2 separate regions of the Homo sapiens genome follow, and region 1 is linked to region 2. Evidence: chromatin loops called from intact Hi-C (ENCODE). Cell type or tissue: PC-9. All regions are shown on one strand. Links, peaks and the distances in the headings refer to the core of each region. The heading gives the core; the rest is flanking DNA.

Region 1 (5,887 bases), core at 1,268-3,767, 280 kb before region 2:
TGAATAAACAGTGAACTGAAAGTTACAGGCAGTGCTGGCTATCATTGCATTAGGCCAGTACATTTTTCAATGGGTATAACATATATTACCTGATCATAATTGTCATGTCCATGGAAAAATGGCTCCTTCCGAAAGATCATACTTGCCAGCATACAACCCAAACTCCACATATCCAAACTATAATCGTACATCTGCATAAAAGTAAACTCACTGTTATTATCTGTGAATCCTCAGGCTTGTCACTTCAAAATAAAAAATTAATTTTTAAAATTAAAAAAAAATCACTCCACTGACTCAAAATCAAAACACTAATAACATCTTCATATATTTCTTTTTAGTCTTTCTTTTTTTTTTTTTTGGAGACAGAGTCTCACTCTGCTGCCCATGCTGGAGTGCAGTGGCGCAATCTTGGCTCACCACAACCTCCGCCTCCCGGGTTCAAGCAATTCTCCTGCCTCAGCCTCCTGACTAGCTGGGACTACAGGCGCGTGCCACCATGCCTGGCTAATTTTGTATTTTTAGTAGAGACGGGGTTTCACTACGTTGGCCAGTGGTCTCAAACTCCTGACCTCATGATCTGCTCGCCTCAGGTTCCCAAAGTGCTAGGATTACAGGCATGACCCACCGTGCCTGGCTAGTTTTTTCTTTTTTTTTTTTTTTTAGTTTTTTTTTTAGTTTTTTCTTTTATGCATCTTTCACTCGGTTTTAAAACAATTTTTACTTTTTTTTTTTTTTTTTGAGACAGAGTCTTGCTCTGTCGCCCAGGCTGCAGGGGTGTGATCTTGGCTCATTGCAACTCAGCTTCCCAGGTTCAAGCAATTCTCTGCCTCAGCCTCCTGAGTAGCTGGGATTACAAGCGCCCACCACCGCGCCTGGCTAATTTTTTTGTATTTTTAGTAGAGACAGGGTTTCACCATCTTGGCCAGGCTGGTCTTGAGCTCCTGACCTTGTGATCCACTTGCCTTGGCCTTTCCAAGTGCTGGGATTATAGGCGTGAGCCACTGTGCCTGGCTCTTTTTTTTTTTTTTTTAAAGACACAGGGTCTTGCTCTGTTGCCCAGGCTGGAGTGTAGTGGCGTGATCATAGCTCACTGCAGCCTCCAACTCCTGGGCTTAGGCCTCCTGAGTAGGTAGGATTACAGGCATACACCACTATGCTCAGCTAATATACATACTATTTTGAATTGTTTTCTTCACTTACATGAAAAAAAAAAAAAAAAAACCTCCAAATTGTTAGCCCATGGAGACCATCTAATGTGTATCATTAGTATTTTATTACATAAATGTTTCAGAATTCAATCTTTAATTTTCCTATAATAGGACAGTGTTCTGTTTTTCACAATTATTAGTAATACTGTAAAAACTATTTTTATGCATAAAATGCTTTTTGAACTCAGGGCTATAGCCTTAAGACCCCAAGAAAGAAATTCCTACAAGAACAAAAAGTCTGAAACTTTTAAAATCAACTGATAATAACCTGGAAAGACTGGGCATAAAAGATACTCCCAAGAAAACTTCAGATTTTTAAACACTTGGCAAATCTATTATTAATTTGGTTCCTTTCTCCTTTTTCTGTGAGGAGAAAGAAGGCTTTTTGGGGGAGCTGGGGAGAAGACCTTTTTATTTAGTATACAATTCAGAAGAACAAGAAAACATTCTTGAATTTACTCTGAAGATTGGTTAAACTTAGTTACAGGATGGGCATGGTGGCTCATGCCTGTAATCTCAGCACTTTGGGGAGCCAAGGTGTGAGGATGGGTTGTGCCCAGGAGTTTGAGATCAGCCTGGGCAACATAGTGAGACTTTCTCTCTACACACAAAAAAATTAAAAATTAGCTGGGTGTGGTAGTGCACGCCTGTAGTCCCAGCTACTCAGGAGGCTAAGCTGGAAGGATCACTTGAGCCCAGAAGTTCGGGGCTGCAGTCAGCTATGATCATGGCATTGCACTCCAGCCTGGGCAACAGAGCAAAACCCTGCCTCAGAAAACAAACAAAAGGCCGGGCGTGGTGGCTCACGAGGGCAGGAGATCGAGACCATCCTGGCTAACACAGTGAAACCCAGTCTCTACTAAAAATACAAGAAAAATTAGCTGGGGTGGTGGTGGGTGCCTGTAGTCCCAGCTACTTGGGAGGCTGAGGCAGGAGAAAGGTGTGAACCTGGGAGGCGGAGCTTGCAGTGAGCCGAGATCATGCCACTGCACTGCAGCCTGGGCGACAGAGTGAGACTCCGTCTCAAAACAAAAACAAAAACAAAAACAAAACAGCTTACAATTCAAAACAGTTCTGGAACTGCTGATTATAGAACATATCTTTGGCTACTTTCCCTCAAGTCAGGATCAAATGCAAACCTATTCATATTCTACCGACATTATGACAATAAAAGTAATGTAAGTCATGGTACATGAATTAAGGTGATTTATATTTTACATTTCATATAAAAAGGACAGCTGTGAATGTGCATTAAGTGGCCTACCTAAATGCACAAAATGATACTTTTTTTTTTTTGGTAAATTATGTGCGAAATAAACACAGGATCAAAACTGTGCCTGCCCTTCTGTTCTTACCTGATAGTCTACAAGTAGCTCAGGACCTTTGAAGTATCGGGAAGCAACTCGGACATTATATTCTTGGCCAGGATGATAAAACTCAGCCAAACCCCAGTCTATTAGTCGTAGCTGAAAAAGAATAAACCATGAGCAATCTTATCTTTCTCTAAGCTACCCACACTGTGCCATTAGCATACTCTTGATAAAATATACCAGACACGTCACTCTTTACTGAAACCCCTCCACTGACTACTTATAGCCTTTAGAATGAAAATAAAACTTCTTAGCTTGACAAACCTCTTTCTCCATGATTTTGTTCCTGGAAGACACAATCTCACCTGTGCTTTTACAAATTTCTTAAACTGCTCAATGACTAAAATGTCCCTACTACCCAGCCTATAATCCTATTGGTAAGCATTTCCTTAACTTTTGGAATATTTAAGTCAGCTTCTCAATGAAGTCTGATCATTGCCTTCAGCCCCCTGAATTTTAGATATATTTCTTTAACAGAACCTAAACTCTTTATGTTTTCTACCTTTCTTTTTCAATATGGACGACAAGCTCCTTAGGGGTAGGGACTGTTTTATTCACCTTTGTAATTTTCAGAATTCAACATAATGCCTGGTATACAGGAGAAAAATGAATAAATATTTGCTGGATAGATGAAATAACAGAAAAGTCATACAATACAGCTTTTACCAAAATGCATCCTAAACATGGAAAAAGGGGTAAGAGGCAAGCTTATCTGCCCACTGTGCATAGCATGACCATGATCTGAAGTGCCAGCAGTAGGCCCTGAGGAAAAACATCGGACTGCTCTGGCACTAAGTTTACTGCCTGTATCTCAAAACTAAACCTTTGATTACTCCCTGCAAAAGCACCTCCACTCAGTCTCCCCCTGTTCGGTTAAAGGTGATACTCATCCTGTCATACAAGCCAAAACTTAAGATTCACCCTGGATTCTTGATTCCCTCAGACCTCACATTTAATCTGTCAAAAAATTCTGAAGGTTCTATCATATTGTGACCATTATCATCACCTCCACTGCCACTGCCCCGATCCAAGCCACCACCACCTCTTGTTTGATATATTGCCATAGCCCCTTCTCCTAACTGGTCTCACTGCTTTCACTCTTGCCCTCTAGTCTAAACAGTTTAATAAATACTAAATAGTTTAATAGTTATTTTAAAAATAATTAAATATTTAAAAATAAATATAAACAGCTTTTTAAAAGGATTGTTCAGGTTGCTATGGAGAGATTATAGATTCACAGGAAATTGCCAAAGTAGTAGAGATTCTCTGCACCCTTTACCCAGTTTCCCCTAATAGTAACATCTTACATAACTACAGTACAATATCAAAATCAAGAAACTGACACTGGCACAATTCAGAAAGATCTTATTCAGGTTTCACCAGTTTTACATGCACGCATGTGTTTGTGTGTGTGTTTCTATGCAATTTCATCACATATGTAAGTTGATATAATCTCCTCAACAAGATATAGAACTGTTCCATCACCACACACATGTCCTGTGTGTTAGCCCAACCCCTGGCAACCCCTCTGCTCTTTATCTCTATCATTTTGAGAATGCTACAAAAATGGAGTCATTGGCATATAACTTTTTTTGAGACTGCCTTTTTTCACTAAGCATGAGATCCATCCAAGTTGTTGCATGTGTCATACTTCTTTCCTTTTTATTGCTGAGAAATACTACTTCATAATAATATTATATGGTATGGATATGCCAGTTTGTTTAACCATTCCCTCATTGAAGGGCACTTTTCCCCATTTTTTTTTTTTTTTTTTTTTGAGACGCAGTCTCGCTCTGTCACCCAGGCTGGAGCACAGTGGCACGATCTCGGCTCACTGCAACCTCCGCCTCCGGGGTTCAAGCAATTCTCCTGCCTCAGCCTCCTGAGTAGCTGGGATTACAGGTGCATGCCACCAGGCCCGGCTAATTTTTGTATTTTTTTAGTAGAGACAGGGTTTCACCATGTTGGCCAGGCTGGTCTTGAACTCCTGAACTCGTCATCTGCCTGCCTTGGCCTCCCAAAATGATTACAGGTGTGAGCCACTGCACCCAGCTTTTCCCCCCAATTTTAAGCTATTACAAATATAGTTGCATTCATATATAGGCTTTTGTGTGGACCTAAGATTTTGTTGCTCTGAGATAAATGCCACTGCAGGATTGTATGGTAAGCATATGTTTAGCTTTTCAAGAAACCAACCAACTATAAAACAATAGTTAAGCATTTTCCAAAATGCCAAACTTTGCATTCCTACCAGCAATGTATGAGAGATCAAGTTTCTTCACATTTTTGCCAGCACTTGGTACCATCACTATTTTTTATTTTAGCTGTTCTAATAAATGTGTAGTTAACTTTTAAATTTCAAGTGAGAACATGCTAAAGCTTAGAATATGCAAAAGCTCTCTATCTTCAGAGAAAAGGCCTAACAATGACCAATAAGGTTTTACATGATTTGGTTTTACCTCTTTGATTTCATTTCCTCCTTCTTTCCCCGCATTCATTCTGTCCCAGCTTTATCCTTGCTGCTGCTCTTCCAACATGCCAAACATATCCTTACCTGAAGGGCTTTTGTACTTGCTATTTACTCTGCCTTGGGACATGTTTCTTCATAAGACTGCATGGCTGGGTCCCTCCCAGTGCTCTCTAAAATGTCACCTTTCCAATGAAACCTTCCCTTATAACTGGTTTAAAACTGCAAATACCCTCTTGCCATTCCCTATTCGTTTTTTCTTCTACATCAAAATAACTTTCTATCCCACCAGCCTCCCTAAATGTAGCTCCTAAAAGACAAGCATTTATTGTATGTTGAGTTCACTTACATATCCCCAGCCCTAGGGTGGTGCCTCTGACATGGTGTGTGTCTAAAAGTAATTCAGTTGCATAAATAAATCACCTGCCTCCCCAGAGACCACAACAGGCAAGTCATCACAGCTTGTCACCTTAAAAAACTGAAATGCTAAAGCATGTGGCCATTACAGCTCTCATGTAAAAGCATTTGCAGACAACAGGGCCCTTATGACATCCAATAAACAGAAACAGCATTTTCTGTATATCTCGTCCACTTAACTGTGCACATTTAATTCTCACGAATACCTAGTCGCCTGCAGGGCTATTATTACCCACACTGTACACGTAAGAAAAAGAAGGCAAATGGAGAGAAAGTAGTTTCTCAGGAAACCAGTTACTCAATAAATAAGGCGAGAAGCCACGTTTCCGGGCTTAGAAGATGAACATTTTGCCCACTTTACTCATGTTTCCTTCTTGGGAATATTCTTAGGAATATAAATAATGGTTCAAACATGTTGACTTGTA
Region 2 (5,887 bases), core at 1,329-3,828:
GCCCGCCAGGGAACAACCCCCTTTGACTGTAATTTTCCACTACCTACCCAAATCCTATAAAACTGCCCCACCCCTATCTCCCTTCGCTGACTCTCTTTTCGGACTCAGCCCGCCTGCACCCAGGTGAAATAAACAGCCTTGTTGCTCACACAAAGCCTGTTTGATGGTCTCTTCACATGGACGCGCGTGACATTCCTAATATATAAAGAGTTTTTAAAAATCAAGAACAAAGAGACCCCATATAGAAGAGGGCCAAGGATATGAACAATTCAGAGAAAAAGGTACAAATAAGCTTTAAACACATGAAAATATTATCACCTTCATTCACAATAGGAAAACTACTCCAGGTGCCATTTCTCACCATGAGATTGTCCCAAAGCCTGACAAAATGACTCATGTTCAAGGTTATTATAGATTGCGATCTTGTTGGTAATAGCAAGTTATGGGAAATTTTCTCCTGGGTGGCTACCAACAGAGAGGGGGCTAATTAAAGGGACCTGCTGGAATACCACATACCTGTTTAAAGGAATAAGAAATAAGGAAAGCAGATCTTGGTGACTGATAAGGAAAGGTCTCCAGGCTATAATAATAATCTTGAAACAAAATCAAGGCAGGTAAATGGAACCAGGAAAAAGTGTACTGCCTTTTGGTCATAGAAGAGGAGGAAAAACATGTTTTCTTTGCTTGTACTTGCACAAAGCAACCCTTGAAGGACACACAGGGACTGCAGGGATGTTGGTGATGCCTCTGTATATCTTTTTTTTTTTTCTTGTGACAGAGTCTTACTCTGTCACCAGGCTGGAGTGAAGTGGCACAATCTCAGCTCACTGCAACCTCTACCTCCCGGGTTCAAGTGATTCTCCTGCCTCAGCCTCCCAAGTAGCTGGGACTACAGGCGCCCACCACTACGCCCAGCTAATTTTTTGTATTTTTATTAGAGATGGGGTTTCTCCGTGTTAGCCAGGATGGTCTCAATCTCCTGATCTTGTGATCCACCCTCCTCAGCCTCCCAAAGTGCTGGGATTACAGGCATGAGCCACCGCTCCTGGCCCTGCCTCTGTATATCTTTTAATAAGAGTTTTGATTTGTGAACCATGTAAACATATTACCTGATGCAAATATATGGTTACCTGAAATAAGATTTCAATCTGGCTTTTTTTCCTCCTGAAATTATATCACTCTCTACGTGGCCTTTGGAGACCACTTCCTCTAGCCCTCCAGAGCCATTCTGCCATCTGTTTACCCCTTTGTCAGCTACCAGTGGCAGCCCACCTGTGCTGTTACTAACAACTTTCTTCTATCTATCCTTAGTCTGAGCAGTAATATGGGAGATGCCAGGAGTGAGGCTCTGGAGCCAGCTGTTTGAGTTTGACCCTGGCTCTGCTGCTTACAATCTGGGTGACCCTGGGCAAGTGGCTTTGCCTCTCTCTGCCTCATCTCCTCATCTGTAAGTAGGGGATAGTGATAGTATGAACTCCGTGGTTTGTTGTGAGATATAAGGATGCTGGTGAGTTTATGCTGTTTCCAACAGTCCCAGCATAGGGTAAGCACCTCTAAGGGTTACTGATCATTATCGTGAAATGGCAGGTTTGGTGACATCGTTATTTTTGTCTAATTCACATGAGAATTAATACATGACTATGAAAATTTAAAAAAGGAAAAGATTCCCCTACTAGGTATCAAGTGAACTCACCAGTGGTATATGCACCTTTTTGTAGAGACACGCTAACTGGGCCAATCTTCACGTTTTGTAGATGGGAGACGAGGTCCGAAGGGGCAGAGGGGCTCTCCTGGGATCTGGACTGGATCCTCTGCAGCAAGCGGCCTGTCCGGGACTCCTCAGTTCACGCTGCAGTCTTTAACTCCATACTTCTTCCTTCTAGTACAAAGCAGGAGTGTCCGTTGTGGCCACGCCTCACCCAGGAAACTCCTGAATCCTGGCAGCTCCTCCCCACGGTTCCCACACACGGAATTCCCTCACAGGGCTGGGACTTCCTTCCTCATACCTTCACTGAGCGAACCCAATGCTCAGTGGCCTTTCTGGTCACCTCCTTTTCCTCTCTGGGAGGAGCCACTCCTGGGGTGTAACGCAGTCAGATCCCCTAGCAGTCCCGCTCTGCCCCCTCCCTTCTGGGGGCCTCAGACTCCATTCCCTCCCTTAGGAAGCTGACTTGACTAATAGCACAGGTGAGGCCCACTCCAGGCGTGCCAAGAGGACCCAAGGAGGGAGGGGAAGCTCCCAGACAGCAGTGGCACACCTTTGCCTGTGCTGTCCTCCCAGCCTGGAGCACCAGCCCCCTCTGCTGTCCACATCCAAGCTTTCTACAAGACTCCGTCCTCCAGGAGACCTCTGGCTGCCTCACCTTCTCAGGCGTCCTCACCAGGGCCCATGACCCCTTCATTTCAGGTTGTTCTTGTGTGGGTGCATGCAGGCACATACCTTGAGACTGAAGCTTTTTGAGGGCAGGGGCTGCTTGGGAATCTGACATTTTGAAGGTGGAAGGGCCTTTCTCAATGACTTAGCTTAGGATTTGTAAATTGTTAACTCACTGGCCACTGCCAGACAGCAGATATATTACTTTGGTTTGCCCAGTGTGTTTAACAATTTGTTACTGTAATCAGCAGTGGAGGGGATGGCAAGCAACCTTCAGCATTTCTGGCTTCTCAGGAATATTTTGGAAGAAGTGGCCCCCCACTTTGGCCTCTTTCTCTGTTCTAGACTCGGGCCATCTTGGAGCTCTCCCCTGCGGTAACATCTGGAACCAGTTGCCTGGGTTCAAATCCCAGCTTCAACCCTTACAAGCTGAGCAAGTGACCTAACCTCCTGTGCTTCAGAGTCTTCTCTTGCAAAACAGCTATAGGCTGTCAGTACCAACATCAGAACTGTTGCTAGGAACATGCACTAAAGTGCTAAAACTGTGCCTGCCACATAGTGAGGGCTCAATGAACCATCATTATAAGATTACTATTTCAGCAAACGTATCAGTTGCATTCAAAAACATGTAGTTATTGGCCAGGCGCGGTGGCTCACGTCTGTAATCCTAGCACTTTGGGAGGATGAGGCGGGCGGATCCCTTGAGGTCATGAGTCCGAGACTGGCCTGGCCAACATGGCAAAACCCCGTCTCTACTAAAAATACAAAAATTAGCCCAGCATGGTGGCGCACACCTGTAATCCCAGCTACTCAGGAGGCTGAGGCCGGAGAACGGCTCCAACCTGGGAGGTGGAGGTTGCAGTGAGCCGAGATCATGCCACTGCACTCCAGCCTGGGCAACAGAGCGAGACTCCATCTTAAAAAAGAAAAAATAAAAAAAAGGCGCAGTTTTTGTTAGACAAATGGCCACTCAACTAAAGGACTACATTTCCCAGCCTTCTTTGTAGCTGCACATGGCCATGTCATCAAGCACAGGCCAATGAATTCAAATGCGACTTTGAGTAGTCTCCTTAGCCCGTTTCCTGTTTAGAAAAAAAAGTGCAGCTCGTTGCCAGCACTCATTTAATTTTATGTAAACGTGCTATTTGAGGCTGAAGCAAATCTGATTCTGACTGCTGTTTTTTTTTTTTTTCTTTTGAGACAGAGTCTTACTGTGTAGCCCAGGCTGGACTACAGTGGCTTGATCTCGGCTCACAGCAACCTCCGCCTCCCGAGTTCAAGCAGTTCTCGTGCCTCAGTCTCCTTAGTAGCTGGGATTACAGGCGTGCACCACAATGTCCGGCTAATTTTTTATATTTCTTAGTAGAGACGGGGTTTCTCCATGTTGCCAGGCTGGTCTCGAACTCCTGGGTTCAAGTGATCCCCACGCCTCAGCCTCCCAGAGTGCTGGGATTGCAGGCGTGAGCCACCAAGCCCAGCCCTAAATCTGACTGATTTTCAATGTGAAAATAACATGTAAAAACTGTTTTTGAAGTTATTTCTAACCAGAACTAACATCAGACTCATCTATTTCAGAAAAACTGGATTCATCAAACGAATCTTTGGTCAACAACTGTTCAAGAACAATGTTAACATCACACATAGGAATGCTAGGATTTGCTATTTTCAGCGATCGAGAATTACTTTGTTTTGTAAATGGAAATACCACGACTAAAACCAGAATGCTACAAATAGAGTGATGTCTTTTGTTTCCAAAGTCAATATACTAGAGCAAGGCAAAAATAATAATAAAAGCGAGGTATTTTGTGGCAAAGTTATCTTGGGGTAAACACTGCAGTCACAAGTGGGTATTCCTTCTGGCAAACAGGGAAAGAGTTAACAATAAGGGAGTGTGCCCTTCTGCTCTTCCTCCATTTGGCTGTCTGGAATCAGATGTGATGGCCAGAACTCCAGCAACGATTTTGTGCTATGAGGCATGTGGTGGGGGTTAGATGCATACTAGGCTCCTTTGGGATTTTGTGGCAGAGAGCACCCATACCAGCCCTGTTTTGCCTGTGTTGAACTGTTTTGTTTGTTTGTTTAATGTTGTTGTTAAATTGTAAAAGAAACTTCTATGTTGTTTAAGTCACTCTTATTTTATGTACAACAAAAGTACTCAGAGGCTGGGTGCAGTGGCTCACTCGTATAATTCCAGCACTTTGGGAGGCTGATGTTGGCAGATCACTTGAGGTCAGGAGTTCAAGACCAGCCTCCAACTGGTCAACATGGTAAAACCCTGTCTTTACCAAAAACACAAAAAATTAGCCAGGTATGGTGGTGGGCACCTGTAATTCTAGCTACTCGGGAGGCTGAAGCAGGAGAATTGCTTGAACTCGGGATGTGGAGGTTGTAGTGAGCCAAGAGCACGCCAGTGCACTCTAGCCTCGGCGACAAAGCAAGACTCTTGTCTCAAAAAACTAAAAGAAACAAACAGACAAAAACTACTCCATACTAAGTGCACAGAGATACACATTCCAGGATATATATTGAAAGATTATAGTAACCAAAAACTAATGAATACATTTATCTCCTTTACCACCTACTTTCTGACTCTGAAACTTAGGTCCTGTCCCAACCAGGATTTGATCAAAAATCAAAATTTAACAAAAGTAGTTGTTTAGACCCTTGGGGGCAAATGTCTTGCAGAGATATGAAAAAAAAAAAAAAAAGGAGAAGAGAGAAAGAGGGAGGAACAGAGGAACACAGAACCCTCCATATAGCATTTGGTACCAAAAGTATAAATTGAGACCAAGAGTCATTTCATATATCAAAACTCTAATTCATAAAGGAGTCAAAATTGTAGTGACTATCTGTATTCTGAATATTTCCTGAAATAGCCTCAGACATTCCAGGAGAAATGGACAGAAGCACAGTCCAGCAGTACAGGCCTGACTCACCCTTCCAGGTCAAGACAGCAGACGAAGGTGCAAAATAAACAAGGATATAGCAAAAGCAATAAATGATATACCTAGTAAAGAGGGCTAAGTCAGTAGTTAAGGGGAGTAGGCGAATTTGCAGATGATGGTGACCTTTGCCATATGAAAAGCTATTAAACTAATGAGAGTGTCCAGTTAAACATTTACAAACATCAGTAGCTTTCCCACAGAGGGCTGGATGGGGAGATGAGGGCAGACAGGGCAGAAGTAGCCTCACTTTCTTGTATGTTCGACAACTCCTAAGCTCTGAACGCCTAAATCCCTGCTCCCCACAAAGACGAATTCTCTGGTTTTGACCCAGGTGCTACCACGGCTGTGTCACTTGAGGGATGGGATTTGGCTCCGGGGGTCTGTTTCCTTGTCTGGAAACCAGGCACAGTGGGGGTGTGTCCCCACGTGACCCATCTGCCCTATGGCCCTGGCCCACTCCCAAATTATCTCCTTCCTCAAAAGTGAGGTGTGCTTTTGGACCTCGGGGACACAGTGAGGAACAGTCATTAATGTCAATGAAGGGGATGTCTTAGGCAGAGGGAACTAC

Evidence for each region. A loop is a pair of places that touch in the nucleus more often than their neighbours do. Peaks named below come from ENCODE experiments on the same cell type or tissue, not always from the same donor. Only the 100,000 strongest peaks of a DNase experiment are listed, where the experiment ranks them.
Region 1: a loop joins it to region 2, with 4 times the contacts of the local background. A loop is called at or near these places in 1 of 110 quality-filtered maps.

Annotation. Positions count from the first base shown.
Region 1 is chr20:489,691-495,577 of GRCh38, forward strand. It overlaps CSNK2A1 (casein kinase 2 alpha 1), which reads right to left. Exons shown (of 14, transcript NM_177559.3): 9 at 2,564-2,674; 10 at 90-191. Among named protein-coding and RNA genes, the nearest start is that of TBC1D20, 30 kb to the left of the region's middle. In PC-9, for the core only: no CTCF peak of the experiment used is centred there; no DNase peak of the experiment used is centred there.
Region 2 is chr20:766,604-772,490 of GRCh38, forward strand. It overlaps SLC52A3 (solute carrier family 52 member 3), which reads right to left and starts at 1,897. Exons shown (of 5, transcript NM_033409.4): 1 at 1,694-1,897. RefSeq lists an enhancer at 2,072-2,571. In PC-9, for the core only: CTCF peaks have their summits at 2,292 (motif pointing left) and 2,493; a DNase peak (open chromatin) is centred at 2,078; H3K4me3 peaks cover 1,458 bases; H3K27ac peaks cover 1,563 bases.